Regions from separate parts of the Mus musculus genome. Here region 1 is linked to region 2. Evidence: chromatin loops called from intact Hi-C (ENCODE). Cell type or tissue: heart. All regions are shown on one strand. Links, peaks and the distances in the headings refer to the core of each region. The heading gives the core; the rest is flanking DNA.

Region 1 (16,519 bases), core at 4,024-12,023, 190 kb after region 2:
GTGTGTGTGTGTGTGTGTGTGTGTGTGTGTGTGTGTCTGCATCTGTACACACACACCAAAATCTTTTAAGGAAAAAAAAAGTACTTTAATGAGTTGAGTCCCTGCTTCTCTCTCAGGACAGGCCTGTAGATCACTACTGTTGATCCTGTCCAGGCAAATTCAGGGAAGAGCAGCTAATGAACACAAAGACGTGCCATTGGCTGTGGGTTACTGTTTTATTTGTGTGTGTGTGTGTATGTATGTATGTATGGATGGACGGGTGGATTGTTTTTCTTAAGACAAAGTATCTCTATGTTGTCTTGGTTGTCTGGGTAATTGCTATGTAGACCAGGCTGGCCTCGAACTCACAGAGATCCACCTGCCTCTGCCTCCTGAGTGCTAGGATTAAAGGTCTGTTCCACTACCCCCAACCATACTGTTTTATTTTTAAAGTTCCAAATTTTAGAAGCTATAAAGTTCTATTTGGACTGTGAGTTACAATGGGCCAGAGTGACTGGAATGAATTGGCCTCTAAAGGAAGGTGAGTGGAGAGCACCCTTCAATTATAGGTGGTGAAGTTTCCTTAGGAAGTAATTTTCTCCCACCTTATTTCCCCTTGAGGCACATACATGAAAAAGAAAGCTGTATCTATTCTGAGTTAAGCTATAACATACCTTAAGCTCTAAGTAATCTTTGTGATACTATCTTGTTTGTTAATATCAGGGACTTTCCAGTCCCAAGAAATTAAAGCAGCATGCTAAAAGAGGGTAGCAAAGATTAACCTTCTCATTTATCATTCCACACTGCTTCACTGAGAGTTTGTTGAGAATTTGTTGGAACATTCTGGAAGTATCTATGAGCATATTTTGGGTTGAGTTTAATATTTCAGTCTATAGGTTGAGTAAAACCATCCTTTCTCAGAGTGACTTCTCCTCCCCTCTCCCCTGATTCCTTATGTGAATGTTCAAAACTACTTGCACATATAGGCAAAGCAAAATGAATGTTGACTAGGTGGATAAAGCATTTGCCGTGTGCACAAGTGTGAAGACCAGTTCAGATCTCCAGTACCTATGTAAAACCACACAGGCATGGTAACCACTTGTAATTCCATAATTCCAGGGCTTGGCAGGCAGTGACAGGAGATCCATGGAACAAGCTAGCTAGCTAGACACCCAATATCAGCTTCATGCCTGGTTACACCCACCCACACACACACACACACACACACACAAACACACACTCACTCACATAAACACATACACTCTCACACACACTCACACATACACACACACTCACTCACATGCACACATACACAAACACACATACTCACACTCACACTCAAACTTCACCAGCAGCCATAATGCTTAATAGCTCAACAGAATACTTTCTTGGATACTGCATATTTTTACTTACATATTATATATTTTATTCTAATGGGGTAAATTTAATTATTTGAGTTTTGTGTTTTAAGGGTTTGAGGGGTGGGGCTGGAGAGATGACTCAGCCGTTAAGAGCACTGACTGCTCTTCCAGAAGTCCTGAGTTCAATTCCCAGCAACTGTATGATGGCTCACAACCATTTGCAGTGGGATCCAATATCTTCTTCTGGTGTGTGTGAAGACAACTACAGTGTACTGATATACATAAAACAAATAAATAAACAATTATTTTTAAAAATGTTTGAGGGGTAAAACTTAAGAAGGGGTGGGGGAGAAGACAACAGCTGGAATATAAATAAATAAAAAGAAAGAAACTTTAAAACATTACATTTTCGTATATACAGTATGAAAAAGAAAAGAGGGCCCAGGGCACTCTCATTTTTCTGTTAACATACCTTCTCTGGCTAGCTACTTCTTCAGCCAAAACACAAAAGCCATCCTTAAGTACAGCTATGTCTCTAAGATGGGACTATTGGTAACTGTGATGGTTAACTTTGCCAGTTTCACTGGGCCATTAGGTACCCAAATATTTGTTGGAACATTCTAGAAGTATCTATGAGCATATTTTGGGTTGAGTTTAATATTTCAGTCTATAGGTTGAGTAAAACAGACTGCCCTCTGTTGGGAACAAAAAAAGGGGTCCAACATCCAGCCAGAGTTCCTGTGCTCTGAGCAGGCAGACGCAGGCAGAACTGCCAGACACTTTCCACTCAGCCCCAGGTGGACATCTAAGCCTCTGACCCCACTCGGCGGGGGGTGGACAAGGGGCAGCCCCCAACTGGGGACCCTGAGGTGACACCCTGTCGTCCCGGGGTTATAGGAGAGAGGGAATAGGGAAGAGGTTCCCAACACTGACCAGAGTCTTAATGGAGCAGAGACTCTCTATGGTTTAAGAGCTTTATTATAGAAATGCAGGGAGAAAGAGAGAAGGTAGAAAAGGAGAGAGAGAGAGAGAGAGAGAGAGAGAGAGAGAGAGAGAGAGGGAGGAAGAGGAAGAGGAAGAGGAAGAAGAAGAAGAAGAAGAAGAAGAAGAAGAAGAAGAAGAAGAAGAAGAAGAGGAGGAGGAGGAGGAGGGAGAGGAGGAGGGAGAGGAGGAGGGAGAGGAGGAGAGAAGAAGACAAGGAAAAGAAAGAGAAGAGAGAAGACAAAGAGAGGGGAGAGGGGGGAGAGAGTGAAGGGTAAGAAGTAAGAGCATAAGAGTAAGAGAGAGAGGTGGGGGCTGAACAGCCCTTTTTATGGTCTTTACTGCTGCTAGGTAACTGGGGAGGAGTTTAACCTGAAGGTCAGAATCTTGGGACATTGCTTATGTGACTACTGACCATGCTTCTCTTGTGGAGGCTGTGGGAGGTGGTAACTTAGGCAGGGGCCAGAGCTCCAGGAGCATGAGGGAACGCCTACTGTGTCATGAAGGTAAATTATGACCATCAGGGTTCAGACCTCAGCTCGACCGGAGACCAGCCTGCAATTCCCCACAGCCCTCCCTAAAGTGGGTTAAAAGACAGAAAAGAATTAAATATCTGATCCTCTCCCATATCTACAAGACGTAACTTCCCTTGTCCAACCATCTTGTAGATTGGATGTTGTTTTTCCCTTGCTTTTTAATTAGAACTATGTCATTGGTCCTCCTGTGTCATAAGTCTACAAAGTGCATGTGTGCTGGCTAATCTTGTGTCAACCTGACAGACAACTAGAATTATCTGAAAGGAGGGAACCTTAATTGAGAAAATGCCTCCATAAGATCCGGCTGCAAAGCATTTTCTTAAATTGTGATTGATGTGGCCGGGCCCAGCCCATTGTGGGTGGTGCCATCCCTGGATTCTGGGCTCTATAAAGAAAGCAGGCTGAGCAATCATTGAGGAGCAAGCCAGTAAGCAGCACCCCTCCACGGCCTCTGCATCAGCTCCTGCCTCCAGGTTCCTGCCCTGCTTTGAGTTCCTTCCTGTCCTGACTTTCTTTGATGATGAACAGCAATGTGGAAGTATAAGCTGAATAAACCCTGTCCTCCTCCCCAACTTGTTTTTTGGTCATGGTGTTTCATCACAGCAAGAGACCCTAACTATGACAGTATGTCTTAGGAATTATCAGCCTCCATAATCAGGAGCAAAATTCCTTATAGCAACTCACTAATATGCCAATGGTCAAAGGAAGTTAGTGACCAAATCCAGAGAGTAAGGGGTAGAAAAGTCTTACACGGAGGTACCATTGCCAGGAGGTTGGATTATCAAGACTCCCAACACACTGGCTGCCAACAAGGAAACCCCAAATATCGGCAGAATTCTCACTGATTGGCACTTGCCTGGTAACTATAGTGCAAATTTCAAATCTGGAAGGACAAATTTGGAATCTGTGAACAGTTTGGGTGTCCCAGTAAGATATAACCTTACTATGTGTTTTTTTTTTTCACTTGCTTTGTGTGTGTGTGTGTGTGTGTGTGCGCGCGCGCGCGCGCACATGTGTTGGCATGTGTGCCACTGGTGTAGGCATGACAGTCAGAAGAAAACATTAGGGAGACAGCTCTCACAAAGGGTCTCTGTTAGTTTTCCTGCTGTGCTTACTATCACAGGTTAGATAGCTCACAACCACTCAGGAGTCTCCTGTCTCTACCACCAGCTCACAGCCACTAGGAGTCTCTGCCACCAGCTCACAGCCTTTCAGGAGTTGCCTGTCCCTGCCTCCTGTCTAACTTTCGAGTGCTGAGATGACAGGTACCTACATCTAGCTCTCTTATGTAGGTCCTGGGGAGTAAACTCAAGTCATTAACCTTGTTGTAGCAAATGATTTTACCCACTCAACTGATGGCCCAGTTGCCTTGATGGTCTGTGTGGTTGGTTGGCTGGACTTTTTGTTTCGAGATAGGATCTAAGCTAGATAACTTAGGCTGGCCTTGAACTCATTATATAGCCCAGGCTGGCCTCCAACTCAGTGCTTGCCATACTTCAACCTCCCAGATGCTAGGACTATATGCATGAGCCATCAAGCCTAGCACCGTGCATATTTAAATTGTATGGTTTGTATTATACACTATATAGATTTTAACACATGGTACATTGGGAATGATGTCGATTTTTAAAATACATATATAGTAGGTAATGTCACACACAAATTTTCTTTCATTTAAGGTTACATTACACAATGCATGGTGGCACAAGCAAGTCTTTAATGCCAGCTCTTAGAAGCAGGAGGTAAAAGAATCCAGAGTTCTAAGTCATTCTAACTGCTCAGATAGTTCAAAGCCAGCCTGGGTTGCATTCAAACTTGTCTTTAAAAAAACAAGTGACTCGACATTTGTACAACACAGTGATATTTCAGATGATGTTTGTGAAATTGAGTTAAATTTGAGTGTTGTAAGGATGAGCCTTCATTTATTTGTCCCGACAAGCCAAATCAACTTACTTATGGAACTAACTTAAAGCAGTCTGCTTCTGTAAGTCCAGGCTGTCCTTCAACTTGTGTTTCCACAAGCTCTTGCCTCAACCAAGTGCTGAGATTTAGGTGTGTAAACCATTTGAAATTATTTTTCACTTGGGCTGTGTGGGACAAACAGCCCACAGAGTCTTGTGCTTCAAGGACTTCTTTTAAAAAAAAAAATCATAAGCTACTAGTCTCCAGTTACTCGGCCAGACACCTCCCTCCTCTTGCCTTCAAATTTGCCTCTTTACAAAAGCTGCTTTGCTGGCAGTTCAGTATGAATTTATTTTACAGCATATACAAGGTTTTCTGGTAGCTTGCAGTTCCTGAGAACTGCAACCGAAGGCTCTTAAGCTGAGCGGGGGACACACAGTAGGGCACTCACTACGTTGATTGGCAGTTGAAGTGGCAGTTGGTGTGGAGTCGTCGCTGCCACGGGTACTCTTATCTTTCCTGGCCACACCCCTGGGCCCAGGAGGCAGCTCTGAACAGATGGTGAGTCTCCGGTGCCAGGTGTGCAGCGCGCCCTGCGCTGTGTGAGGCACAGGGCTCTTTGGTCCTTGCCGCACCCCACCCATCCTATGCCCGCGAGCGCCCCCAGCGCAATGTGTGTCTCGGTGCTGTCCGCACGCGCGGTTAGCCGAAGGTGAAAGGCTGGGAAAAAAGGAACCCTAGTGCCAGGCAGAACCCGCCACCGGGCCAGCTGCTCGTGGCGAGCACGTTCCTCCCCTCCTCTGACTCCCATCACTTGGCAGCCACCCCAATCGCCTGCTCGCCCCTCTGCAGCAGCACACACGCCTTCGCACTTGCTCCCCTCCCTATTCTCTTTTCTGACACTTCGTGGCTTACATGGACCACTCTCCAGCGGGATGCCCTTGGTCCCCGCCCGTCTCTTAGCCTTCAAGGTGGCTCTCCTCGTTCCCTAATATTTGGGGAACTCTAGGCGGCTTTTTTTTTTTCCATAATCGTAATCATTTGCTTGCCTCCTGGGACTCCAAACTGTAATTGCTTTTACGTGTCTGTGGTCTCGAGGACAAGGAATCCACTGAGAGATGGTTTGGGGGTGCTGGGCTGGGAAGAGGATGCTCTATTCCGATTCCGAGTACCGTTTGCGGGGTGGGGGCTGCAAGGAGGAAAGTGCGCTCAGCCTTTCCTTTATCCACCCTCCCCCCGTCGCCCTCGGCAAGGGCTTTGGGGCGCCTTCGAGGTCCTCTGTGGACACACAAACACCTCAATCTTCCTGATCAGGCTAGAGCCTGGAGGTGGGGAACTATCTGGTTCCTTCGTTCTGCCCCTGGGAAGAAGCCCTGGCCGCTGTGCGTGCACTGCCCCTCCCGCAGTCACAGTGAGAGCTGAAGCGTGAGTCCCAGACCGATGCAGATGGCACGCTATTTAGTCCAGGAGAGGCTCACAGAGGGTAAGGGGCTGCTGGGCACCCGAGTGCACCCAGGGAACCAAATGGCTGTCGGTTCCGGTCAGTGGCGGAACTGGGCCCCAGCGGCTAGGTCCAGGCTGGAATCGGGGGAGGGGTGCGTAGGGGGAGGGACTGGGCGAGATCCCCCCTCCTGGAGTGGCTGCTCCAGCTGCCACTTGCAAGGAGGCCCGGGAACTGGAATAGGTGGGGGGGGCGGGGGGCGTCACCAGCCCATTCCTGACCGTAAACCTCCTCAGAAGGCAGTGGTGAAACGCCGCTGCGAGCGTCGCCCGAGCCACGTTTACAGTAGGAAAGACTTTCCTCCGAAAAGCACCACCGGAGTCGATTGCAATTTAGCTCCTCCCAGTAAGAGTCACAGAGAGGCAAGGCGAGGCCGGTGCACCGGGAGTCCTAGGCGAGCTTGGGCAGGACCCCTGTTGCTGAGCTCCACGGGGCGGGCGTGCCGGGCTACGGAAACCATTTCTTTTCAGGAGCAGGGTTGGCCTTTGGGACTCCTGTGGTCATGCACCGTGTGTTTCTGCCGCCGCCGAAGCAGAGCGCGCAGCTGGCGGAGAAACCGCATTCTCGCTCCTACCCGCCCGAGGGAGATGACCCGTGACCTCCCGAGTGAGGTTACCAGATCCGAAAGGGGCGTCTCGGCTTCCCCAGCCATGGGGGTTGAGGGGGTGGGGGGTGGGAGGTGGGCTGGAGAGGTCGGACGAGCAAACAGGGAGCAGCAATCGGTTACCCTAAACTTTGTCTTACGGGGAATGGGGGGATGCCCAGAATTCACCAGCACACCCACCGGTCCTTGAAACCCGGAGAAGTGTTGGGGGTTCACTGGTTCAGGAGACCAGGAAGGGACGGTTGGATCTTCCCCCACGTTTTCCCACGTCGCTGCATGCTCAGGCAGGCTCAGCGCTGCCACCTGGCGGCTGCCTCTCCCGGACTGGGAGGAGCTGTCTGCACGCACCAGTTCCACAGATCTTGAAGGGTGTGCCAGGCCTCTATCTGGGGAAAGGGCAGAAGCTCCAGTTAATGCTTCCTATCTATGTGGCCCGTGCAGACACACTTGTTTTCTGCTTGTTCTCAAGAGTAAGAGGGAAATGCGTTGGCGTTGAACGGCATGGGTATAAAGAGCTGACTTGAGCCTGCTGGTTATGAGGGGTGAGAAAGTGGTGAAATTATTAGAAATATATGTTTCTTATCTCTGTGTAGTCTAACAGTGAATATGAACGACAGCTTTCATTTATCCTGCTTAATATTTTTCGAATAAGAATTCAACACACTGGTCTGGAGAGATAACTCAGCCCTTGATAAAGGCTAAGGCTCACAACCAAAACCTAAAAAATACTGTTTCAATACAGCCCCCCTTTCCTAGTCCAGTTTCAATACAACTTCCTCAGCACCAAGAATGGAGTAGTGCAAGGGGTTGGGGGGTGGGGAGCAAAATCAGCCCCAGTGAAGGGTTGACCTGAAAACAGGGCTGATGGCATTCAGTTTCCCAGAGCACTTCCAGTCAACGAAATTAACAAGAAGGCGTCCTCCACCTCTGTTTATTTGAACTGAATGTTCAAAGCCAGAGGGGCTCACACACTCAGTTTCTACAGCCAAAGCAAAGCACGATTCTTGGAAAATAGTGCCAAGCCAGACTCGTGAAACTAATTTCCATGCAGGTTTTCCTCCCTCTATGCTATCGGGACACATTAAGAAGTCGAGGTAAACCTTCATCCATACCCCATCCATACCATTCTGTAGATGTGAGGTTTTATGTTGTGCAGGTGTGTAGGGGCAGGAGAAGCACATTAGCAGTTATTACCCTCTCATGTCGAATGGATTGCATTTAATGGAATAAAATAAATATCTGCCTTAATTCAAGACGTGAAAGATCTAATATCATTTCCAATAAAGACCATTAGTTGATGATTCTAAGGCAGGACTTGTTTGCAAAACAATCCTGGCTCTCTGTTCATAGAACTACAAGGGGAGCGGAGGGAAAGAGCACTGAGCACTGACTTACTAGGGGCCACCAAATAGCTAGTATCTGGGGGGAACGGGGAGGTCTCTGATGGAGAACTGATTACAAAGCTTAGGGCATTAGGTAATGAGACCCAGAAATCTTAATATCATGATTTGGTATTAAGTCCAGTGCATTCTGGTGTATATGTACTTTAATCAAAAGCTATTTGTCACATCTTTTGTCACATGTTTCCATGCTCTAAGAACAAAAACAGTCACACTTCAATAACTCCAAACTGTCAGGTATATACTCTACAGGATTACATTGTACAATGGTGTAACTAGGTCAACGGATGCTACCAACACATATTTTACCAGGTCTAAGAGAAACATAGACACAGGGGGTGCATCTCATAGTCAGGGGGACAAGGAGGACCTTTAGCAGCTCGTGAGTTGGCTCAGCCGGTACAGGCCTCTCTAGGCCAAACCTGGCAATGTGAGTTCAATCCCCAGTACCTGGATAGTGGAAAGAGAGCACTGGCCGCACAAGATGTCCTCTGACCTCCATCTATGCACAGTGCCAAGCAGTGGACTCGCATACAAAAATTAACTTAAAATGGTTTATCCCCTTTTCCTTAAAGGCCTTTTGTCCTTTGATGGCATATACTATTACAGTACACCTTAAAAGTCTGTTGGGTTTTCTGACATGCATCTAACAAGAAAAATCAGGGCAGGAATTACTTTTTTGATATGCTCTTTAAATTAAATATGTGCATTAAGCATGAGTGTAACTATGAGGGGTGATTTACACCACTGGAAATACCACCAATTACACCAACACTCATCTTTGCCAAATTATCCAACATTGTTGAATACAGATTGTACAAGGAATACATCTCCTTATTTTTGTCATAATAAAAATACTGATTTTGTAGACAATAGACCTTTTAGGATAACCCAGATGCCATTTTGATGGCATCTTAAGAAGGTACATCTGTGGGTATCAGAAAAAAAAACAAAAAAAAACAAAAAAAAAAACACATATGCCTTGCAAAACACTTTTCTTGGTGGAGGTTTTTTTCTTGAAGGAGTGCATACTATTTTAGGATTTCCTCCTCTGGGAATTAAAAAAGGGCTGTGATGGGTAGCAAATAGTCAAAAAAAAAAAAAATTACTTGCTTTTTACCCACAAAACATTCTTGCCTGCAGTTGATCTTAGAGACCCAGTCAGCTGTCTCCATAGGGTACTCTTTCCAGTAAATGTCTAATTCTTGACACCCTCGGCCTCCTTCCAGCCTAAATACTCTGAATGTGTGACAAGGTAAATGGAAATATACCACCCAGCACTACTGTGCTCTCAATCAAGAGCTGGCTCTAAGTTGGCCTCCTCTGTTACTAGCCTGAGGGAAATCAGTTTATCATCGTATTAAAGGTGAGTTTTCACTAGAGTCCCAATGCTCAGATCTTGGGAAAAGGGTGGTTTGTGTAACTAAGTTGTTCTATATTCTAAGTATTATCTGCATGTGTTCGCTCTTTGAGACAAGGACTTGGGTAGCTGGAGCTGTCCTGGAATTCTTTTTTTTTTTTTTTTTCCCTTGGTTTTTCGAGACAGGGTTTCTCTGTGTAGCCCTGGCTGTCCTGGAACTCACTTTGTAGACCAGGCTGGCCTCGAACTCAGAAATCCGCCTGCCTCTGCCTCCCAAGTGCTGGGACTACAGGCGTGCGCCACCACCGCCCAGCTTGTCCTGGAATTCTTAAGCATCAGCGGATGATCTTGAACTCCTGATCTTCCTGAAGGCACCTCCCAAGTACTGAGATAACAAACGGGGACCACCAAAGGGGCTTTCGATTACGTTTCACCACCGGTGACCACCTCCCACCTTAGTCTCTCGAACATCGTGCTGCTCTTACTAGAAGTGGCATTTGCATTAGGGAGAACTCGGAATGTGTGTTAGAATCCAGAGGGCTCAGGACACACATCCGTGGTTTATAATCACACACTCACCGGGCACTAACACAAGCCCTCTATAAAGCTCACAAGGTTCCCAAAGCACAGAAGAGGAGGACAATGAGACCCAGAAAGAAAGATCAGGAGAGGGACTTGAGATAGGTCCAGCAGCCCACTCCCCTGTGCCACCCCTTTCTCTTCTTGGTCTTTTAGGCCCAATTGCTTCAAGTAGCACAGACACACGGGAGACAATGGGTAAGAAAGAGAGGGGGAAGGAGAGCACATAGCGAACCCATCTATCCTTTGGATATTGTGGAAAACAAACATTTAGAAAGTGAAGTCAATCCCATCCTGTATTCACCATGATCGCCCTATACAGAAATCACACAAAGTCTCTTATTGAGGTAATTATGGGCCACTGCCTTAGCGTTCCACAGAAAATCTTGTTTGGCCTACCCAGGATTTATAGGGGAAGTGAAATCATTAAATAACTAGTTAACCTCTGTTTGGCAAAAAGAGTAAGTAATTACTGAAAAGGGGAGAAAGAAAAAAAAAAAAAAAACCCTGCCTTTCACAAACAGCACAGATAGCATCCTGAAGGGATTTACACAATACACCAACGTTTGTTCTGTACCCAGAGTTGTTAAAATAATTGTGATGACAGGTGTCTAGGTACCACTTTCTTAATGGTTTTCAATATCCATTGATTTATTATTGTGGCTCCCCCCACTTACATCTCTAGCTCTAAGAAGGGGCTAAGAAAAGAGATTTTGCACCAAAGGCTGATTCTTTATTCCTGGGCTGAAAAGAACTAATAAAAATAATCACTCGGCTTTTAAGCAGAAAGCTTCCATTTACAGTATTTCACCCTTACCCCCCCTCCAAGCCCCTTGTTATCTAACATAATGGCTAGAATACATTTCCGTCTCTCCCCTTAATAACTTCATGCATTAACATCCTCTTCACACATGCGCGTGCGTGCGCGCGCGCGCGCGCGCACACACACACACACACACACAGAGGCAAACGCGCGCGCACCCAGCAAAAGGCGGAGGTGGGGGGGAAAGAGGCAGCAGAAATCTCAGCTGTACTTCTAGCCCTTTTAAAAAGTTTGCTCTGTAAATTGGAATGAGGTCAGATTTGGAGCTTCTCATTGCACGCGGAGATTATTATTGCATCGGGTTCCAAGCCAATGGGAAGGACGGGGGAGGGGCTTGGCACGAGGAAGCGTTAGTTACAGCGGCTGATTGGCTGTCTGAGAAAGGATAAAGAAGCGCGAGGCGGAATTGGGGTCTGCTCTAAGCTGCAGCCAGAGAAACAGAGTGAGGGGAAGAGGGCCGTCTCCCTCCCGGTTTCCAGTTCTTGCACGCTGTTTCTTAGAGAGTCTGCAGTGGGGGAACTCTGCCGGTAACCAGCTCCCCTTCTTGCAGGAGGGAGGGAGAAACATACATTTATTCATGCCGGTCTGTTGCATGCAAGCTTCTTGGCTTCCTACCTTGCAACAAAATAATTGCACCAACTCCTCAGCGCCGATTCCGCCCACAGAGAGTCCCGGAGCCAGAGTCGCTTTGGCTTTGCACTGCAGGAAAGGGACTTAGGCGCTAGAGACGATGTCGCTTTCCTGAGCTACCGCGAGCTCTCGTGAACTGCAATCGACTGCTTCAGGGAAAGGGGTGGGGGAAAGACTTGCCCCGGAGGCGGCGAGAAACTTGCGTTTGGAAGATACTCCGGCTACCAACGTTTGGAGAAACTCCTCGCCGCGGCCGACTCCAGCCTCGGTGCCCGCAGGGAGCACTTCAGCGGTGAGGGAGGACGGAGGGCCTCGGGGACTCTAGGTTGGCGGCGGGAGGCGGCCGCCCCTGGCCCGCGCGCCGCTCAGGGGACCCTGGTCTCCGCCCCGGGGAGCCCGCAGGGCCCGGCGACCGCGCCGCGAGCGTGTGAGCGCGCGTGGGCGCCCGGCAAGCCGGGGCCATGGTACAACAGACCAACAACGCGGAGAACACTGAGGCTCTGCTGGCCGGGGAGAGCTCGGACTCGGGCGCCGGCCTGGAGCTGGGCATCGCGTCCTCCCCGACGCCTGGCTCCACCGCGTCGACGGGCGGCAAGGCGGACGACCCCAGCTGGTGCAAGACGCCCAGTGGCCACATCAAGCGGCCCATGAACGCCTTTATGGTGTGGTCGCAGATCGAGCGGCGCAAGATCATGGAGCAGTCGCCCGACATGCACAACGCCGAGATCTCCAAGCGGCTAGGCAAACGCTGGAAGCTGCTCAAGGACAGCGACAAGATTCCGTTCATCCAGGAGGCGGAGCGGCTGCGCCTCAAGCACATGGCTGACTACCCTGACTACAAGTACCGGCCGCGAAAGAAGGTGAAGTCGGGCAACGCGGGCGCGGGATCGGCGGCCACAGCCAAGCCAGGGGAGAAGGGCGACAAGGTCGCGGGCAGCAGCGGCCACGCGGGAAGCAGCCACGCGGGGGGTGGCGCGGGCGGCAGCTCCAAGCCCGCGCCCAAGAAGAGCTGTGGCCCCAAGGTGGCGGGCAGCTCGGTCGGCAAGCCCCACGCTAAGCTGGTCCCGGCGGGCGGCAGCAAGGCGGCTGCATCGTTCTCTCCAGAGCAAGCTGCCCTGCTGCCCCTGGGGGAGCCCACGGCCGTCTACAAGGTGCGGACTCCCAGTGCGGCCACTCCGGCCGCCTCCTCCTCGCCGTCCAGTGCGCTGGCCACCCCAGCCAAACACCCTGCCGACAAGAAAGTGAAGCGCGTCTACCTGTTTGGAAGCCTGGGCGCTTCGGCGTCTCCCGTCGGGGGCCTGGGAGCGAGCGCCGACCCCAGTGATCCACTGGGGTTGTACGAAGATGGAGGCCCGGGATGCTCGCCCGATGGCCGGAGTCTGAGCGGCCGCAGCAGCGCAGCATCATCGCCAGCCGCCAGCCGATCGCCCGCTGACCACCGCGGCTACGCCAGCCTACGCGCAGCCTCGCCCGCCCCGTCCAGCGCGCCCTCGCACGCGTCCTCCTCGCTCTCCTCGTCCTCTTCCTCCTCCTCGGGCTCTTCGTCGTCCGACGACGAGTTCGAAGACGACCTGCTCGACCTGAACCCCAGCTCAAACTTTGAGAGCATGTCCCTGGGCAGTTTCAGCTCCTCATCGGCGCTCGATCGGGACCTGGATTTTAACTTCGAACCCGGCTCAGGCTCCCACTTCGAATTCCCGGACTATTGCACGCCCGAGGTGAGCGAGATGATCTCGGGAGATTGGCTGGAGTCCAGCATCTCTAACCTGGTCTTCACCTACTGAAGGGAGCGCGGGCCGGGGAGAAGGTGGGCCAAGAGGCAGGAGAGGAGAGAGGGAAAAAAGAAAACAAAAAACAAACAAACAAAAAAACAAACAAAAAAATGTTAAAAAGAAGAAGAAAGAAAGAAACAGAAAAAAAATGAGTTAAAAAGAATAGATGGAGAGTAGAAGGAGAAAGGGGAAAAGAAAAGGAAGAAAAAGTGCATAGAGCTGGCCTGGAACACGTCCCGCCGTTGGAGAAGGAGCGCGGGGGCGTTAGTGGACCCGCGCTCCCATCCCCCACTCTCAGGGCTGGGGACTCGAAGGAGGCGGAGAGTAGACGGGGGCGACCTTTTTTTGTTGTTGTTATTGATGTTGGTGGTGGCTAAAAAAGCTACTTCGAGTTTCCTCCCCAATTTTGCTTGAAGAGACTCCCCCCCACCCCACCCTTCCAACGAGCTTCCGGACTTGGTTGCACCCCCAGCAAGAAAAGAAGCCAAGCAAAGCTTCTAAAGACCGAAGGAATCTTTCCCTCACCCCCACCCCCTCGCCTTGGTGATTTCTTGTTTGATTTTGCCTCATGGTCAAGAAAGGAGGGGGAAAATCCAGCGTGCCCCATCTCCTACCCACCCCCTCTTTGTATTCTCTTTGTATTTTTCCCCTTCTTAAAATTTCTTTTTCTGCAATGAAGACAGAAAGAAGGCTCTGGGGTGATGCGTTTGGCATTTGTGTTGAGCTTAGGGGAGCATTGGCATGGAGAAACTCCACGCTGGCGAAGTCCCGGGCTGGGCTTTCTCCTCCTCCCCCCACCTTTTTTCCCCTTGTCCTTGCAGCTGGAGATGTGCTGGGAGTAGCAGGCCAGCCTCGGAAATGGACATGGGGACCTCGTGGAAGCCACAGCAACCTGGTTGGGGATGCAGAAGGACCCGGAGCACAGAGGGCGTTGGGGTTCCCGGGCCTCCGCCTGGGGTCTGTGCAAAAATAAAGAATTAAAAAAAAAAAAAAAATCAGAGAGGTGAGGCTACCCAGAGCCGGCGGGAGGACAGGAGACTGTGGGATGTGGTCCAGGGGCCGCGGAGTGGTTTGGGGGGGAAAAGAGATTTTTTTCTTCTCTTAATGGGAATCGTGATGGTGTTGAGTTATTTCACTGGTGGGGTTAATATAGCATGTTATCCTGTCTATCTTTTGAAGATTTCTGTATAAGACTGTTGAGCAGTTTTTAAAATAGTGTAGGATAATATAAAAAGCGGATAGATGGCGCTATGTTTGATTCCTACAACGAACCGATCACCAGCTCCTTTTCATTTTTAACTCTTTAAAAGGATTCAAACGCAACTCAAATCTGTGCTGGACTTTTGAAAAACCACAATTCAGGACCAAATTTTTTCTCCGTGTGTGTTTATTCCTTATAGGTGTAATTGAGAAGACCCGTTTATTTTTACCCCCTCACGGACTCTCCATCTTTGTATTTTTTTTTCCCTTGTAAATGTAATCAGATGCCATTTTATATGTGGACGTATTTATACTGGCCAAACAGTTTTCTTATTTTGTCCCCCCTTTTTTTCCCTTTTCATTTGCTTTCTTGTCTTTTAACCTCGTTTCTTTATCTTCTTTTTTATTTTCTTTCTTTTTCTTCGTTTTTTTTTTTTTTCTAGTGTTGTTACCCACGCCATTTTACGTCTCCTTCACTGAAGGGCTAGAGTTTTAACTTTTAATTTTTTATATTTAAATGTAGACTTTTGACACTTTTAAAAAACAAAAAATGACAAGAGAGATGAAAACGTTTGATTATTTTCTCAGTGTATTTTTGTAAAAAATATATAAAGGGGGTGTTAATCGGTGTAAATCGCTGTTTGGATTTCCTGATTTTATAATAGGGTGGCTGGTTAATATCTCACACAGTTTGAAAAATCAGCCCCTGGTTTCTCCATGTTTACACTTCAATCTGCAGGCTTCTTAAAGTGACAGTATCCCTTAACCTGCCACCGGTTTCCACCTTTCAACCCCCTGGTCTTATAAGGGGAGGAGAGTTCAGCCCAGCACCATAATGCTTTAAAAAAAAAAATTTTTTTTTTTTAACGAATTGCTGTTCTGTCCAGAGGTTTTTAAAACTGGTGCATTCACAGCAAAAAGGGATTCTGTAGCTTTAACTTGTAAACCACATCTTTTTTGCACTTTTTTTTATAAAGCAAAAACGTGCCGTTTAAACCACTGGATCTATCTAAATGCCGATTTGAGTTCGCGACACAATGTACTGCGTTTTCATTCTTGTATTTGACTATTTAATCCTTTCTACTTGTCGCTAAATATAATTGTTTCAGTCCTATGGCATGGTGATAGCATATGTGTTCAGGTTTATAGCTGTTGTGTTTAAAGATTGAAAAAAGTGGAAAACATCTTTGTACATTTAAGTCTGTATTATAATAAGCAAAAAGATTGTGTGTATGTATGTTTAATATAACATGACAGGCACGAGGACGCCTGCCTTTTAAGAGGCAGTTCCGTTAAGGGTTTTTGTTTTAAAACTCTTTTTTTTCCTTTCTTTTTTTATTTCTTTTTTTTTAACCATCCATCCTGTGCAATATGCCGTGTAGAATATTTGTCTTAAAATTCAAGGCCACAAAAAAAAGCAAAAAAAAAAAAACAAAAAAAAAAACAAAAAACAATATTTGGGGGAAGAGAAAAAGAAAAAAAATCATGCCAGCTAATCCTGTCCGTCACTGCCTGTCAGGTTGTTCCTATATACCTTCTGTAAATAACTTTTTTTGAGAAGGAAATAAAATCAGCTGGAACTGAACCCTAAATCTTGACTTTTGTCATCCTTATTCCTGGGATCTCTCCTTTCACTGCAGGCTGCTGCTTTGCTGCTTTGCAGCTTCGCGGTGGCATGGAAGCTGGTGCTGATTCAGTTAAGCCATCTTAATGGCAAACCCTAAGTTCCTCTTGGCCAGATTTCGCAGGCCTGACCCCGAGTGATGGCATTGGCCACGTGTGTGTCAACCCTCCCTCCGCACGCCAGCCTTCGAGGAATTCTCTGCGTCTACTGTACATCAGCAGGCACCCTTTGTCTGGAAATTGCAAAGAGGGGGGAGGGGCAGGCTTC
Region 2 (16,519 bases), core at 5,508-13,507:
TTGGAGACTGGATGCAGTGGGGGTAACAAAGAGGAGGGCTCTTCATCATGGTTGCTGTTTCTATTAGCAGAGAGCAGAGAAGTCTTGCTTCACCCCCACTTCCACCCCCAGGTCTCCCTAGAAATGGAGGTTTAGGCATTGCCCCATTCCTATGCACTAGTTGCAAAACAATGACCATGTCCTTTAAGATTCTTGATTCCCGTTGTCCTCACCAGGGATTTGTAGAGCAAGGAAGCTTTGCATAATCTAGCAAGCAAGTTGGTTCTTCAGCATCTCGCTTATTTTCACCCCCTTTGAAACTGTTTAGCATCTGAATTATTTAAACCAGAAAGAGAAGAGGGAGTTAGAAGGGAGGACTGCTGGCCCCAGGCACAGCCAGGAGAGGGTGCTAAATGTGGTTATCAAGAGATCAAAGAGTCCAGGAAAGGCCTTTGATCTGATGCTTGTCAGAGTTGCAATTAGAGCTTGGAGAGGCTCCCTCCCTTCTCCCGTGTTTCTTCTTTATTCTGGACACCTGGAAGTGGTAGAGGACGAGGCAGGCGTGTCCTGGAAAAAGCCCCTGTGCTGTCAGCTGGGGGAATCAAGTATGCTTTAGGACTTGAAAGACATCAAACTGTATTTACCGGAGGAAAACCCCTCTGATAGATACAGTTGGCTTCATTTGTCATTTTTCCCTTTTTACGTGTATGTGCATATACATGGATGTATGAGTGTTTGGATGTGTGAATGTGTGTGGATGGAGAGGCCCGAGGTTGACATCTAGTCTACAGTCTTCTTTGGTTGCTTTCTACCTTATTCCCTGAGACAAAGAGTCTCTCAGCTGAACCCGATACAGGATTGTCTAGTGAATCAGCTTGCTCCACAGATCCACTGTCTCTGCCTCCCATGTCCTGGGATTACAGGTGAGCAGCCATATCTCTCAGCATTTATACGGGTGCTGAAGAGCCAAGTCCAGCTCTCACATTCTTGCCACAGGACTTTGTCCACGGAGCCCTCTTTTTGGTACCATGTATTATTTTTGAAGAATAAAAAGAGAAATGCTGCCCCCATACTCATCGCTTATACTTGCAAACACATGTCCCTGGGGTGTGCATTGCCCTGTGGTTTTTGCAAGTCCTTTGATACAAATAGGAAAGGTATCTATCAATTGAGAGGTAGTAGAGTCGGTTTTGGGTGCCCAGATTTTCTGTCTATTGGCTATAAGATGACCCAGTGGAGACTGTCATAGCTGAGTGGTTGTGGTTGGCTTTGTCACCAAGTCAAATTGTACCCCATTACCCCATGTGTGATTTTCCTTCTTTCTTCCTTTCTCCCTTTCTTTCTTTCTTTCTTTCTTTCTTTCTTTCTTTCTTTCTTTCTTTCTTCCTTCCTTCCTTCCTTCCTTCCTTCCCTTCCCCCTTCTTCTTCTTCTTCTTCTTCTTCTTCTTCTTCTTCTTCTTCTTCTTCTTCTTCTTCTTCTTCTTCTTCTTCTTCTTCTTCTTTTTTGCTAAACAACTGACTCGTTGCACAACTGAACATAGAGCCTTATTTTGTTTTCCGGAGAGCCAGAAAAGCTGTCTGCATAATCTGTAAGATCCTGTTTGCCTCAGACTTACTCTGACCATCCTTTAAGACAACTTTCTCAGCTTCAAAAGCACAAGAGTAATGGGGCTGGCATCTGCAGCCAAGGTACTCGGTGTCAGTCGCCGTGTGACCCAGAATGTCTCATGGTTTTCAGGTCTGTTGCCCTAAACAGTCAGGATGTGACATGTTGGTTTCCTAGCCATAAGGGAGTGAAATACTGGTTCTCATGTCCCCTGGCCTCCTGGGAATGGAGCCAGCCTAGCAGTGGCTTCCAGCTCTGAATTTGGGTGGAACCCTGCTGACCTAGCCTGTGAAGACCAGCATGAGGTTATATTTGTTCTGGAGGCTGGGGGATGCAAAGGCCTGTGAGGCAGCTTGATGGCCTCATTTCTTCTTGATGCACAGAGGAGGCCATTCCCAGCATTTCTTAGCCTGTGCTATCACATGCTTAGCCCCAATCTCTTTTGCTTCTTTGTGTCTGCTTCATTTTAATGTATACAGACTGTCTCATGAAATAAGAAAAAGAATTACAGCTGAAGATTCATTTGAACTTCTGAATGGGACTGTGTGAAATACAGAAGATATTTGTTATTTTAAAAAAAATACTAGAGATTTACTTGTGGAATGAGGGACCTTAGCAAAAATCCTCTTAGGCTCCCCCTAGCAATTAAAAGAGGCCTAATAACAATGTCCAACATGTGACACAGAAATTCAGGCTTTAGTCTTTGAATTTCCATTTAGGGACTAGTCTGTCCCCTGCTTCAATTTTTTTTCCCTTGAGACAGTGTCTCCTGTGGCCCAGATGGACCTCAAATTCACTATGTAGGTGTGAATGACCTTGAACTTGTAACCTTCCTGCCTCCACTACCCAAGAGCTGGGACTATAGATACATGTTAGCACACTGGGTTTACCCTGAGCTGGGGACTAAACCCAGGGTTTCATTCTTGCTAAGCAAGCATTCTACCAACAGAGCGACATCCCCACAACCATTTCTATACCTTAAACTCTTTAATGTTGGGAGGAAAGTTACATTTGGGGGAAGTTGTAAGTTTTGACAGTGGGAAGGATACTGGATTGACTCTCAGTCCTGCCTTCTTCTGTGTAATGCCCCATTATGCTGGATTTCTGAAAGGAGCAAGTGACTATGGACTTGATAGCTTCCTCTCTGCAAAATCAGGATAAAATGATCTCTGTGAGGACTTCTAGTTTCCACTTCCCCAAGTGACTACTGTCCTATACTGGATACAAATGAAAGGCTGTGATTCCCCCACCCTCACCCCTATTGGTTGTTTTTTAAAGTAAACTCAGCCTGAGCATCCAGAGATGGACAGGGTATCAAATCCCTCTCTAACTTATCTAGATTATTAGTGCTGTCAATAAACACCCTTAGAGGAAAAAACCCCTGCTCTTCTGATGAGTGTACTAACTCCTGAGTGACAGCTAGCACACTCACCACTGCCTTCCTGCCCACTCCCACTCAGTTCGGAACACACCTCTTCTGGGATGAAGTCATTGCTGCCCAAATTTCTAGACTCAGTGGGCCTTCAGAGGAGGGAGGAGGGTGCTGACACGTATCCCCGGCCTACAGTGCTTGCTTCTCAATTCTCCCCACCCCCCCCCCCCCAGGCCTGTCCTAGCCTCTGTCTGGGGGATTTATAGATTTGACCACATCTTATTCCGTGGTCAGTTTCTGTCCCTCCAAGTGGAGTTGGTATTGTATTTACAGACTTCCTCTGAAGGGAACTGAGAATGCTGCGCTCAGACTCGATTAAGGAAGATTTCACAGGGACCTGAGTTAGTTCTTAAGAGAAGACTGTGTGCCTAGGATCTATCTATCCCCTCCGATCTTTCTATCCAGTCAGCCATCTCAGAGGATGGCTGGGATGAGACTATCATCACACAGCATGTGTGGAGCTGAGAAAGCTAGGCATCTTCCTTTGCCTTGCCTTCCTCTCTTATCACGTGATTTATTTTACGTCAATACACTCCTGTCATGGTGATGTCATCTACCATGAGGTCCTTTTCAGAGCTGAGATGATTCTGGTGTCCACTCCTGGCGTTTTCAAAATGTTAGGGTAAAGAATCTCTTTATGTACCCAGCCTGTGCTGTTGTAATGGTGGCACACAGCTTGTGGGTGTAACCAACCGATATCTGATTGGATGTAAGACTCACTCCATGACATGGAACCTATGCTTGATACAACTTGAGTAGCCAAAAAGGTTCTTGAATCTAGATAGGCCATGGACCTAAGGGGTAAAATTCTATGTTTTTCTGCTAAGGGGATGTAGCAATGAAATGACTCCAAACAACTCATAAATCAGCATCTTATGCTGAGCTGTCATCAGCCTCCTGCAGTAAATGGGATCTAATACAGAGACCCACAACAGGACAATGTGCTGAGAGGGAACGGCCTTGGAACACTCAGTCCTAAGAGGAATGTCTTCATCAAATGCCTCCCCTTCAGGGTTATGTGGGAAAGGAGGCAGAAAGACTGGAAGAACCGGAGGGGCTGATACTCAGGATGCTAACGACCTTCTAAACACACATTAGTGACACACATACGAATTCACAGAGATGACACAGCACACACAGGACCTGCACAAGTCCAAGCCAGATGAAAAGACCCAGTACTGAAAAGGAAAGCAGATATAGGCTCTCATCCTTAACCCAGAAGCTATTGCCAAGTGTCAACCACTCACAAAGGAAAAATTAGCTTTCTCCAATGGATTCTTGTGGGCGATGCAAACTACAGTTAAGGACAGACCCCATGCCCAGCAGGAGATGGCCAACTCAAATGGCCTAAATGGCACATTAGTCTCATAATGCTTTATTTGGGCATTTTTTACCTTTTGCTTATATATTATGGTTTCCAATTTTGTGTTTTTATGGGTTGTATGTTGTGTGTGTGTGTGTGTGTGTGTGTGTGTGTACTCGCACTCGCGCGCATGCATGAGAGAGAGAAAAAGAGAGAGACTGTCTCTGAATATGTATAGTTTCTTATGCTTTTTCTTTTCTTTTTTATTTGCTTATTTTGTTTTATTCTGCCTTGTTTGATTTTTAATTTGTCTATTTGTTTTCTAAAAAGAGAAAAAAAAAGGCATGGAGTTGGAAGGGTGGGGAGGTGGGGGAGATCTTGGAAGAGATGAGGGAGGGAAAACTGTATATATTGTATAATATATATGAAAAACTCTTCAATCAATAAATACCCAGTCTAAGATATTTTGTTATCACACTAAAGAACAGACTACTACAATCATCCACTCCAGTCCTCCACTGAGTAGTCTAGAGGACGATTTCAACATTTCCTGCCTCCAGGGTGAGCAGTTTCATTCAAACTATGTTCACTAAAAACTATAAATTATAAAATTCCGATTGTAAATAGATGAGAAGACACAAAAGCAAAAACAAGGAACTGTTGCTCTCAGAAGCAAATCCTCCACTGTCATCGTTCCATTAGACAGATACAGTTTCTGGTCAGATGTAATATTCAGGATCCAGGGATTCAGATGATCCGTTGTCAGGGGCAATGTCTGTTGTCTGTGGAGAGGGAAGGCTTCTGTCTTTAAGACCCAAAGGATTAGTATCAGTCACTCCTGACTACTCAGTGATCCCCATCCATATATGATCACCATGCTCAGTAAAGAATCCTTTCTGTTTTCTCTGTCCTGAGTGATAAGAAGAAGGTCAACCATTGGCTACTACCAAGGAGGACTGGGTGGCAATTGATCCCACAACATCCCTGGAGCGAGTAGAATCCAAAATTTCAAAGAGAAAGTAGCTTTTGCAAGGCAGCATGGTGAAAACAAGCCTGGGTAACAGATAAGAAGGAGCCTCACTGACTGCCAGTGATGTAGTCGATGTAGGGCACAAACGTAATTTCTTGCTCTCACTGAGCTCAGAGTGACTGTCAACCAATATTCATTCCTTACCAGAAATACTGATGTAATGCCTGCAATGCGAGAACATTTTCTTCTCTTCCCAATTAAGTGGAAATGTTGTGGGGATGGAGCCAGAGGATGGTCCAGATCTGGATAAATTCTGATGTTTAGAGGAATATATATGAAGGTGGTGGTGCACCTATATGTGTGTGCATGCATGTAGACACCCCCAGGTATTATTCTTCTGAAGACACCGTCATTGTTTTCTGAGACAAAGATTTTGACTGGTCTGGAACTCATCAACTAGACTAAGTTGCTGGTCAGTGAGTCACAGGGATCTGCCCATCTCTGAATCTTTAGCACTGAGATTCCTAGCGGGCACCACCACATCTATCCAGGGATCCAACAGCTGTCTTTGTGCTTGTATGCCAGGTACTTTACCAAGTGATCTCTGTCTCTGTCTTTGTCTCTCTCTGTTTCTCTCTGTGTGTCTTTCCCTGTGTCTCTCTGTGTGTTACTCTGTGTCTCTGTCTGTCTCTGTCTATGTGTGTGTGTGTGTGTGTGTGTGTGTGTGTGTGTAGATAGATAGATAGATAGATAGATAGATAGATAGACAGACATATTACAATTGCTACATATTTCTGGTCAACCTTGGAAATGGAAGGATTTTGGTTTTACTAAGAAATCTACATTTCCGCCTTAAATCTGAAAAGGAAGAATCTTCCACTTTGTTCTTTCTTTTGATTCATTCTTGGGTTTGCCTTTTCTTTTCTTTTCTTTTCTTTTCTTTTCTTTTCTTTCTTTTTTTTTTTTTTTTTTAATTTTGAGAGTGGGTTTCACTGTGTAGACCTCACTCACTATGTAGGCCAGGATGAGCTCAAACTCATAGGAAATCCACCTGCCTCAGCCTCCCAAATGAACCTTTGTCACTTTCTTTGGCTATCAGGAGCCTGGTTTTGCTTTTAATCATCCTGTGTGTTGGGCAACTTTAGAAATAAATCCCAGGAGAAAGATTTCAACCCCTCAGGCTGAGGAAGCTTGAAGCTCACGACTGGTGGCTCAGGACCTACCTCTCATCTACTGTCATCCCAGAGGCTGAATTGCTGATTCTTGGTTTCATCCTTAGAAGTTTACTGGAACAAGCCAAGTGAAGAGAAAGGGTACATTTTTATAACTTGTGGTTGCTATAATTAAAGTTATTAGTTAAGGAAGGGCTATTACTCCCGGCAAAACAATCAGAAGGAAGTTTTAGCAATTAAGTCAAATATACTGTGGTGGGGAGGGTTTTACCCCCTCCCCCGCCCACCCTGGTTCCTTTTGGAAAACAACCTCAGGCGAGTGTTCTGTACTTCTCAAAGAGCATGGTGACTCTGCCGAGGCTGGAGAGCAAACAGTGAAGAGTGAACTGTGCTGTTGACTCTCTCAGTAGGTTAATTAAGAAAGCTGTTAGCGATGAGAAAAAAAGCTGGGGCGGTCTCAGTTCCTATTGACAAAATCCATGACATCGGCAGAACCGCTGTTTGTTCGATACTGAGAAAGACATGCTGGAGGCATTAAGGGGAAAAGGCTGACGAAGGAATCTCAAAGTCCAGTACAGAGTGTCCCGATCACTGCCACAGCGCTGACGACTTGAAACGCCGTGTGCCTTTTCCTTTACTTTACATGAGAAGAGGTATCTGGGTCCTCAGCTCTGCTCTAAAAAGCCCAGTTGACTGGGCAGAGAGTGATTACCAAAGAAATCTAGCTCAAGATCGGAAATCCTGAATCCTAGACCCACAAACGGCATGCTATGTGACAGTTTGACTCTTTGGGGTTCCATTCTGAGACTGTCTGCACAGTCTAGCCTTGGGAGCTCAAACAGCTGATCTTTCCCCTGGGACATCACCCCTGAGCTGCTCCCTCCCTGACCAGTGTGCTAAGTGAGATCCAATCCTATCCATTACCAGAAAGCTGGGCTATGAGTGACAGAGCCCAAAAGGACACAGTGTTGGGATTGTCCTGCTCACACAGGGCCTGAAGCAAAAAGGATGTCACTAGTGATCTTTGACTTTGGCCTTCCCTGATTCTTCCCCAGTGTCCCCAGCCATTGCTCAGTCATTGTCTCTGCAGAGTTGGTCTCTCTTAGGACCACCACAAGCCCTTCCTAATGCTGTGGACAACCATACCAGACCTGGAGAAGCTGTTGAGAATGAAGCAGAGGACTCACTCCAGCGGGAACAGGCCTGCACGCCTTCCCTTTTCCTCCACGAGGGCACCATGGCTCGTTTCCAGTTGTTGGTTGATCAAGGGCAAAGCCACCTGTCTCTGGTGGCCAGGGAGCGGGGAGGGAAGGCTGCTATAATTGGATAGCTCATTGTAAGTTAGAATGGTTATCTCCTCTAGTTCTTAGGAGCGACCAGGGAGGATCTAGATGGTGTATTGAAAAGCCTACATGAGAATGAAGAGGACAGAGACCCTGTATGTTTCCACCAAGGATCTTAGGACACCCTTGGGGGAAAAAACTGATTAGCGGTAACAAATGAGAGATGACACAAACCAAGCTGGAGGCACTTAGTTGGGCTTAGAATGGTGAAGGGGAAACAAATGAAATCTCGTTTTGCAGAAACTAGGTGTATCTAGAAATAAATTAGGTGGGTGTGTAGCACACACCTCTCCGGAGGCAGAGGCAGTCTGATCTCTGTGAGTTAGAGCCCAGCCTAGTCTACAGAGTCTACAGAGTGACACAGGGCTATATAAAGAGACAGGTGTTCTTAATTAATTAATTAGCTAATTAGTTAATTAATTAAGAAAAGCAAATATGAGACACTATACTCAGTCAAACAAACCAACACTAGATTAAAACACAATCTGAGTTGAAGACTGCAGGACAGAGCCACAGAAAGTGGCAGTGGCCTGTACTAACTCGGGCCAGGCTCAGCAGCGTGCAGGGTACTGCAGCTGGAGTGTGAAGCATTACCTCCAGGCTGTGAGTTGTGGATACTTGGTTGTCAGCTGCTTTGGTAGGTTTTAGAACTACTAGAGGTAGTGCCAAGCCGGAGGAAGTGAGTCACCGATGTTCCCGTCCAGTCTCTGCCTCATCCGTCATTCGCCTAACTCTGAGCAAGCAGCCTCCTGTCCCTGCTATCAAGCCTTCCCACCGTGGTAGACGGAACCCTGAAGCCATTAGCCACAATGAACCCTTCCTCTACAAGGTGCTGTATGTGACCAAAGTCCTCTTTGCCTCATTTAAGCCTCAGTTTGCTCTGTATGATGTCCAGGTTGGTTGACTTCACCAGATATCAGAGACAAGGACAGAAGGGGACTCTATACAAAATGAAGAGAAAGGAAAGAAGGGAACACTTAGCAGCATGGCTTGCAGGGTAAATTCTGGGCATTCCTCTCTCTCTGCTTTTTCTTTTCTGTCTCCTTCCTGGTTCATGATCTAAGTGGTTACCTTTGCCATTAAGTCCCTGCCATTCTGTCTGGGGTCCCCATAAGGCCCAAAGCAATGGGGTTGCCTAAATTCTGACTAGGACTTCTAAACCTTTTCTCTTTATATGTTAATTGCCTTGAAAAAATATATAGTGTGTGTGAGCATATTTTATAGTAATGGAGCAATATGTATACAATATCCACATAGACTATATCCATATCTACCTATCTATCATCTATATATCTATATATCTATATCTATACACTCACACACACACATGTATATGGAAGTTGGAGGTCAACCTGCAAGACTCATATATTTTCTTCTAGCACGGGGTCCTAGGAATTGAATTCAAGTAATCAGGGCTATGAAAAATGCTCTCTGCTGCTGGGCCATCTCACCATCATTTCAATAGAGTCTTTTTCAAAACAATGACATCGTTCACTGGTCTCCCACCCATGTCTCATCAAGAAAAGAGAGACACTGAAACTTTGTCACGTCTTATTTATTTCCCTGTGTAGGAAACTACAGAGACTTATGTAATAGATGCTCCATCCACCGGCATTCTGATGCTGCGTGGTCATTTAGCCACCGCTGTTTTCCAAAGCTCTCAATGAGATGCCACTCCAGACAGTATGCTTGCTCTCCTTCGTCCTTCCTCTCCCTCCCCCTCAGAGGGAATCACTCCACTGAAATTAGTGTATCTTTCTGCCTGTGACTTCCTACCATGTTAGGAAAGATGACTCTGTAAAGAATATATGGCATAGCTTTGGGGAGTTATCATAGTGTGTGGCCCTGGCCTAGATTCATATGCCAAGCCGTTACTCATCAGAGCCAAAATTATCTAAACCTGTTTCCTCAGTCATAAAATTATTATAATAAAACTTCACTTCTGAATTTTCACGATTTAAGATAAATTGAAGAAAGTACTTGGTTCTGTCTAGTGCCTGCAAAGAAACCTATGAGCAATTGCTTGGATGCTGATGGTGCTGAGGGCCTGCCAGCATATAGAGCATCATCCTGCCTTCACAACCCCATCACACGAGACTTATCCGCACACGCACATATGGCTCTCTTGTTTTTATTATTATTATTACTTTTTAGTGCATCATGTTTTGAATGCTATCATACTTTCTATAGATTTCCAAGCTTCTGGATCTTAGCTATTAAAAACCAGGACATGGGCTGGTGAGATGGCTCAGTGGGTAAGAGCACCCGACTGCTCTTCCGAAGGTCCGAAGTTCAAATCCCAGCAACCACATGGTGGCTCACAACCATCTGTAATGAGGTCTGATGCCCTCTTCTGGTGCATCTGAAGACAGCTACAGTGTACTTACATATAATAAATAAATAAATAAATAAATAAATAAATAAATAAATAAATAAATCTTAAAAAAAAAACAAAAAAAAAAAAAACAAAAAAAAAAAAAAAAAAAAACCAGGACAAGGGGCTGGAAAGGTGACTGGTAGTTAAGAGCACTGGCTACTCTTCCAAAAGACCTAGTTCCAATTCTCAGCACCTATCTAGTGGCTAACAACCATTTGTAACTTCAAGTCCAGGGAATCAGATGCCCTCATATGGCTCCCAAAGCAGGGGGCAATTTTTAAAATTGAAAATAGATTTTTTTCATACAATATATTCTGACTACAGTTCCTCTCCTTCTGCTCCTCCCATTCCTCCTCACTTCCACTTCCATCCAGATCCACTCCCTTTCTATCTCTGGATAGAAAACAAATAGGTGGGGCTGGAGAGATGGCTCAGAGGTTAAGGGCACTGGCTGCTCTTCCAGAGGTCCTGAGTTCAATTCCCAGCAATCACATGGTGGCTCATAACCATCTTTAATAACATCTGGTGCAATCTTCTGGTCCTTAGGCATATGTGCAAGAGGTTGCTGTATACACAATAAATAAATAAATCTTTAAAAAGTTTTAAAAATAGGCATTTAAGAAGTAAATGAAATAAGATAAATGAAAAACAAGCAAATCAGAACATGACAGAACAAGACAAGAAAAAGAGCCACAAAGAATACATAGAGACACACATGTGTGCAAACCAAGAAATCCATAAAACCCCCCAAACTCAAAACCATAATATATGTGCAAAAGAAGGAAAAACAAACAACAATAAAAACCAAAAACTCTCCCTGAGTCAATGATAAGATAAAGAATCTCCGAAGATGCCTTGAGTGAGTTTTATGTTGGCTATCTACTGCTGGGAATGAGGCCTACCCTCAAGAGTGGCTTGTTTCCCCAGTGAGACTCCCTTGGAGAAAACTCATTTTATATATGCTAATTGCAATAGCTTCTGGGTTAGGTATAAGCGCACACACTTCTGTCTGTGTGTGTGTGTCCACTTCCCCTTTCAGCTCTAGGGTCTTCCTGCAGACACATGCAGGCCCTGTTTTGCTACCTCAGTCTGTGAGTTCCTATGTGTGGCAGCCCTGTTGCAGTTAGAAAGCCTTCTTTGGTGTCCTCCATTCCCTATGGCTCTTTTGCAAGTTCCCTGAGCCCTGAGGGGAGGGATTTGGTGGAGACATCCCATTTAGGGCTCAGTGTTCCAAGGTCTACTACTCTCTGACCATTGTCTAGCAGTGGGTTTCTGTATTTGTTCCCATTGCTGCGGGAATCATCTCTGATGATGGCTGAGAAAGACCTTGATCTATGAGTATAGAATGTTGTTAGTAGTCATTTTACTGCATTGCTCGTTTAGCAGAAAACTAGTTTTTGGTTTTTCCCTAGGTCCCTGGTCTCTCTAATTTCAGGTTCTTGGCCACCCAAGTAGTGTCAGGTATGGGATCCATCTCATGGAGTAGGCCTTAACTCAGATCAGATATTGGTTGATTATTCCCACAAGATTTGTGTATCTTGCAGGCCAGTCACTGTTGTACATCAAAGAGTTTATAGCTGGGTTGTTTTCCATGTTTCTCCTTTGGTAACATGCTGAGTACCTTCCAATACAATGAATACTGGTCCAAAGAGGTTAAGCCTCTATAGAGGAGAGGCACCAGCTCAACTTCTCTGTTTTATGGGTTCTATAGGTGTGGTCTTCAGCAACAGGGCATCGTGTTAGTTTGTGGAGAGCTACTGATTAGTGCCTTTGCAATGCCTTGGGTGGTTTGGCCAACAACTTTACTAGATATAACTCATCCCCAGTACTAGATATAACTCATCCCCAGTACTAGTAGCTTGATATGGTGACAAGAGATGTCCAATTGGTGCTCCATCTCCTCCATTATTGGGCAATTTCATCTAGATCACCTTCATACACACACACACACACACACACACACACACACACACACACACACACATGTTATGAATTCTACTGTATTAAATTTCCATGTGACCCCTCAAATGGCGCTTAATTTTAACTGTCCTTTTCCATATCCCCCCCTCATCTCCTTCCTTCATCCCCTCCTTTGAGCTTCTGATTCCAGCCCCTATCTTGTTCATCCATAACTATTTATTCTACTTCTCCTTCTTAGGGAGAGCCATCTCTACACCCCAGTCTCTTAATCAGTCTCTTAACATTTGTGGTTGTATGGATTATAGCTTGTTTGTCAATGACTTAAAGACTGACATCCACATAGAAGTGAATGTACACCATATTTGTCTTCGTGGGTCTGAGTTACCTCACTCAGGATGGTTTTTTTTTTTTTTTTACAGTTCTATCTATTTACATGCAAATTTCACGGTTTCATTCTTTTAATGACAAGTACTATTTCATTGTATAAATGTATCACATTTCTTTATCCATTCATCCACTGAAAGACATCTAGTTTTGGTTTTGTTTTCTTTTTCCATTTCTGGCCATTATGAATAGAGAGCAGCAATGAGCATGGTTGAGCAAGAGTCTCTGTAATAGGATGAAGACTCCTTTGAGTACATGCTCAAAAACCATAGAACCGAATCTTGGGGTAGATCGATTCCAATCTTTGTGATGAACTGACACCCTGACTTCCATAGTGGCTATATAAATACAGCTATGTGTGCTAACCAGCAAGGAGTGAGTGCTCACCTTACTCTACATCTTCGCCAGCATGAGCTATTTTCTGTTTTATTGATCTTAGCAATTCTGATGGATGTAAATGAAGTCTCAAAGTAGTTTTGTTTGACTTGCGTTTTACTGATGACTAAGGGTGCTGAATATTTTTCTAAGTGATACTTAGGCATTTGAATTTCCTGTTTTGAGAATTCTCTGTCTAGATCTGTATCCAATTTTTAATTAGGTTGTCTTGATCTTTGGGTGTTTTGGTTGTTGGCTTGCTTGTTTGTTTCTTTGTTTAGTTTGTCTTAGCTCTTTATATATTTTGGACACTATCCCGCTATCTAATGTATAGTCAGTAGAAATCTTTTCCCATTATGTAGGTTCACTTACCACTTTGTCTAAATGATGGTGTCCTATGTGGTGCAGAAGTTTCCGGTTTCATGGGTCCCCTTTATGAATCATTGTTCATACTGTCTGTGCTACCGGTGTTCTGTTCAAGATGTCATTTCCTGTGCCAGTGAGTTCAAGACTATTCCCCACTTTCACTTACAGCAGGCTCGGTGTATCTGGTTTTATGTTGAGATCATGGATCCATTTGGACTTGCATTTTGTGTTAGGTGGTAAGTATAGACCTGTTTGCATTCTTCTACATCAAGGCTGAAGAAGACAAGCCAATAGGAAGAAAAGGGTCTCACAAGGAGACAAAGGAGTCAGCGATAGGCCTCCCGCTCTCACTGTTAGGAATCCCATAAGAACACCAAGCTATACAGTTATCACACATATGCAGAGGACCTAGGTCAGACCCCTGCAGGCTCCTTGATCTCTGCAGGCCCCTGTGAGTCCCAGTCATTTGACACTGAGGGTGGTATTCTCACGGTGTCCCACACCCGTCTGGTTCCTCCCATCCTTCCTCTCTCCTTCAGTACTCCCTGAGCTCCACCTAATGTTTGGCTGTGGGATTCTGCATCTTCTCCCATCAGTTGCTAGATGAAGTCTCTCTGGTCTCTCTGATGACAACTATGTTAGGCTCCCATCCAAGAACACTCTGCAGGCAGGACAAACTGTAGCTAGGTTGATGTCCCAGTTCCTCCACTTGTGGCCTTGCCTGGTTACAGACGATGGCTGGTTCAGGAATTTTTGCTGAGATTACTTTTGTAGATTCTATGACGTTTCCACTATACTAGCTTTCTACCTCACCCCTGAAGTTCCAATTGTCCAGTCACCACCCCAATTTCAGTCCTCATTCCTAGTATTCTCTTCGTCCATCCTTCCCACCTGATCCTTCCAGTTCCCATCCCCCAAATCTCTCCTCCCCACCTCCACTCTTCCCAGATCCATTCCACCTGTCTCCCCTCAGAAAACAGCAAAGAACAATGGGACAAAATGGCAACCCACAGACTGAAAAAGATTTTTTACAAACTCCACCTCTGAGAGAGGGCTAATATACAAAATATATAAAGAACTCAAAAAAAAACTAGACATCAACAAACCAAATAATCCAATTAAAAATTGGGGTATGAATCTACCCAGAGACTTCTCAACAGAAGAATCTCAAATGGCTGAAAAACACTTAAAGAAATGTTCAACAACATCCTTAGCCATTAGGGAAATGCAAATCAAAACAACTTTGAGATTCTATCTTACACCTGTCAGGATGGCTAAGATCAAAACCACAAGTGACAGATCATTCTGGTGAGGATGTGGAACAAAGGAAACACTCCTCCATTGCTGGTGGGAGTGCAAACTTGTAAAGCCACTTTGGAAATCAAGCTGGTAGTTTCTCAGAAATTTGGAAATTGATCCAGCTATACCACTCCTGGGCATATACTCAAAAGATGATCCATCCTTTCGGGAATGCCTCCATGAGGTCCAGCTGTAGGACATTTTCTCAATTAGTGATCAGTGGAGGAAGGACCAACCCATTGTGGGTGGTACCAACCCTGGGCTGGTAGTACTGGGTTCTATAAGAATGCTGACTGAGCAAGCCAGGAAAAGCTAGCACTCTCTACAGTCACTACATCAGCTCCTGCCTCCAGATTCTAGTCCTGCTTATGTTCCTGTCCTGACTTCCTTCAATGATGAACTAGGATCTGAAGTTGTAAGCTGCCAAATGAACTCTTTTCTTCTCAACTTGCTCTTTGGTCATAGTGTTTCATCACAGCAATAGAAACCCTAAATAGGACAAATTGGTACCAACATATGGGCTTTTGCTGCAACAGCCCTGGCCATGTTTTTAGGGGGACTGTGAAAGGACTTTGGAACTTTGGGCTAGAAGAGTCATTGGATGTTAAGAGCGCAGTGGGATGTTCTGTAGGAGCTTGGAAGATAAGAATGTTGAGAGCAGTGCAGAAGACCTGGCTTGTGAAAATTCAGATGGGAGACTAAATATTCTACCAGGCTATTTGCTATTTTGATTTAAGATTCTGTGATTCTAGTTAGCTGGGGTTGAAGAATCAGCTGTGATTAACAAGATACCTAAACTACTAAAGCAAAAACTTTACATTTCTGGGACAATTGATGATGCTGACTAGCTAGAGCTAAGATTAGTGGTGATTAAAAGACCAGCATCACTAAGGTGAAATCTTCTGGGAAGTGTTTTCTGGGAGCATAATGAATCTGTGCTCCAGAGGCAGCCAGGGTTGTACCATGCTGGCAGCTGTACTTGGTAATATGTAAGAGTCACTCAGATGATACTGGTTTTGAAGGAATTATGGGGTCATGGAAAGCAGCCAGGCAGCGTGAGAGACCAGGAGAGGCCATCTGTACAGGTTTAGCCTCAGTGGCAGAAGGCCTAGGACTAAAGGGGTCATGCAAAGAAGTTGAGGCTTGGCATCAGGAAGAAAGCCTATGAAGAGGCTATGGGTGAGAGTGCAGCCCAGTTGCCTCAAAAGAAAAGCATTTTGTAGATGCCAATACCATGGGATAACCACTTAGAACAGCAGCAGCAGTGGAATGGAGCTGGACTAGAAGACAAGCTGTATGTGCTACAGAGGGCAGAGCTAGATGAGTGACCCAAGGCCTTTGAAGGAGTACAGAAGATTGTGAGTGGATCCCACACATTGGACAGTTAGAGTTTGATTATGAATGTGCCTTGATTTTTTTGTCCTCTTGAAGTAAAGTATTTTACTGGAGCCCACAGGTAAGAGACTTTGGATAATAAACAAATTTTGGATTTTAAAAAAGATTGGCTATTTTAAAGGGACTAAAACTTTAATGTGTTTGAATTCATAAAGACTGGGGGACTTTTAAAGCTATGTAGATCTTGGGGATGAATAAGAAAGTAAGGGTTGTGGCTTATTAGTGATATGTTTGTGTGTCAAGTTGATAAGGGGTCAATTGTACTGGCTGGTTTTTATGTGTCAACTTGACACAGACTGGAGTCATCTCAGAAAGGAGCCTCTGTTGGGCAAATACCTCCAGCTGTAGGGCATTTTCTCAAAGATCAAACTGAGGGAGAACCCAGCCCACTGTGGGTGGAGCCACTCCTAGGGTGGTAGTACTGGCTTCTACAAGAAGGCAAGCTGAACGAGCCAGGAAGCAGCACCCTCCATGGCCTCTGCATCAGCTCCTGCCTCCAGGTTCCTGCCCTGCATGAGTTCCTGTCCTGACTTCCTCCAAAGATGAACTGTGATCTGAAAGTGTAAGCCGCTGAATAAACACTTTCCTCCCCAATTTG

The links. Hi-C counts contacts between places; a loop is a spot of excess contacts. Peaks named below come from ENCODE experiments on the same cell type or tissue, not always from the same donor. Only the 100,000 strongest peaks of a DNase experiment are listed, where the experiment ranks them.
Region 1: a loop joins it to region 2, with 2.2 times the contacts of the local background. A loop is called at or near these places in 2 of 42 quality-filtered maps.

What each region holds. Positions count from the first base shown.
Region 1 is chr13:28,948,620-28,965,138 of GRCm38, reverse strand. It overlaps Sox4 (SRY (sex determining region Y)-box 4), which reads left to right and starts at 11,440. Exons shown (of 1, transcript NM_009238.3): 1 at 11,440-16,220. The coding sequence starts at 12,118. The coding sequence ends at 13,440. It overlaps Gm46405 (a long non-coding RNA gene), which reads left to right and starts at 4,466. Exons shown (of 2, transcript XR_001780882.2): 1 at 4,466-6,242. It overlaps Gm52067 (a long non-coding RNA gene), which reads right to left and starts at 4,886. Exons shown (of 2, transcript XR_003950714.1): 1 at 4,811-4,886. In heart, for the core only: CTCF peaks have their summits at 5,423 and 7,172 (motif pointing left); DNase peaks (open chromatin) are centred at 5,328, 6,348, 7,148, 11,358 and 1 weaker place; H3K4me3 peaks cover 3,850 bases; H3K27ac peaks cover 4,081 bases.
Region 2 is chr13:29,140,801-29,157,319 of GRCm38, reverse strand. No RefSeq gene overlaps it. Among named protein-coding and RNA genes, the nearest start is that of A330102I10Rik, 130 kb to the right of the region's middle. In heart, for the core only: no CTCF peak of the experiment used is centred there; no DNase peak of the experiment used is centred there.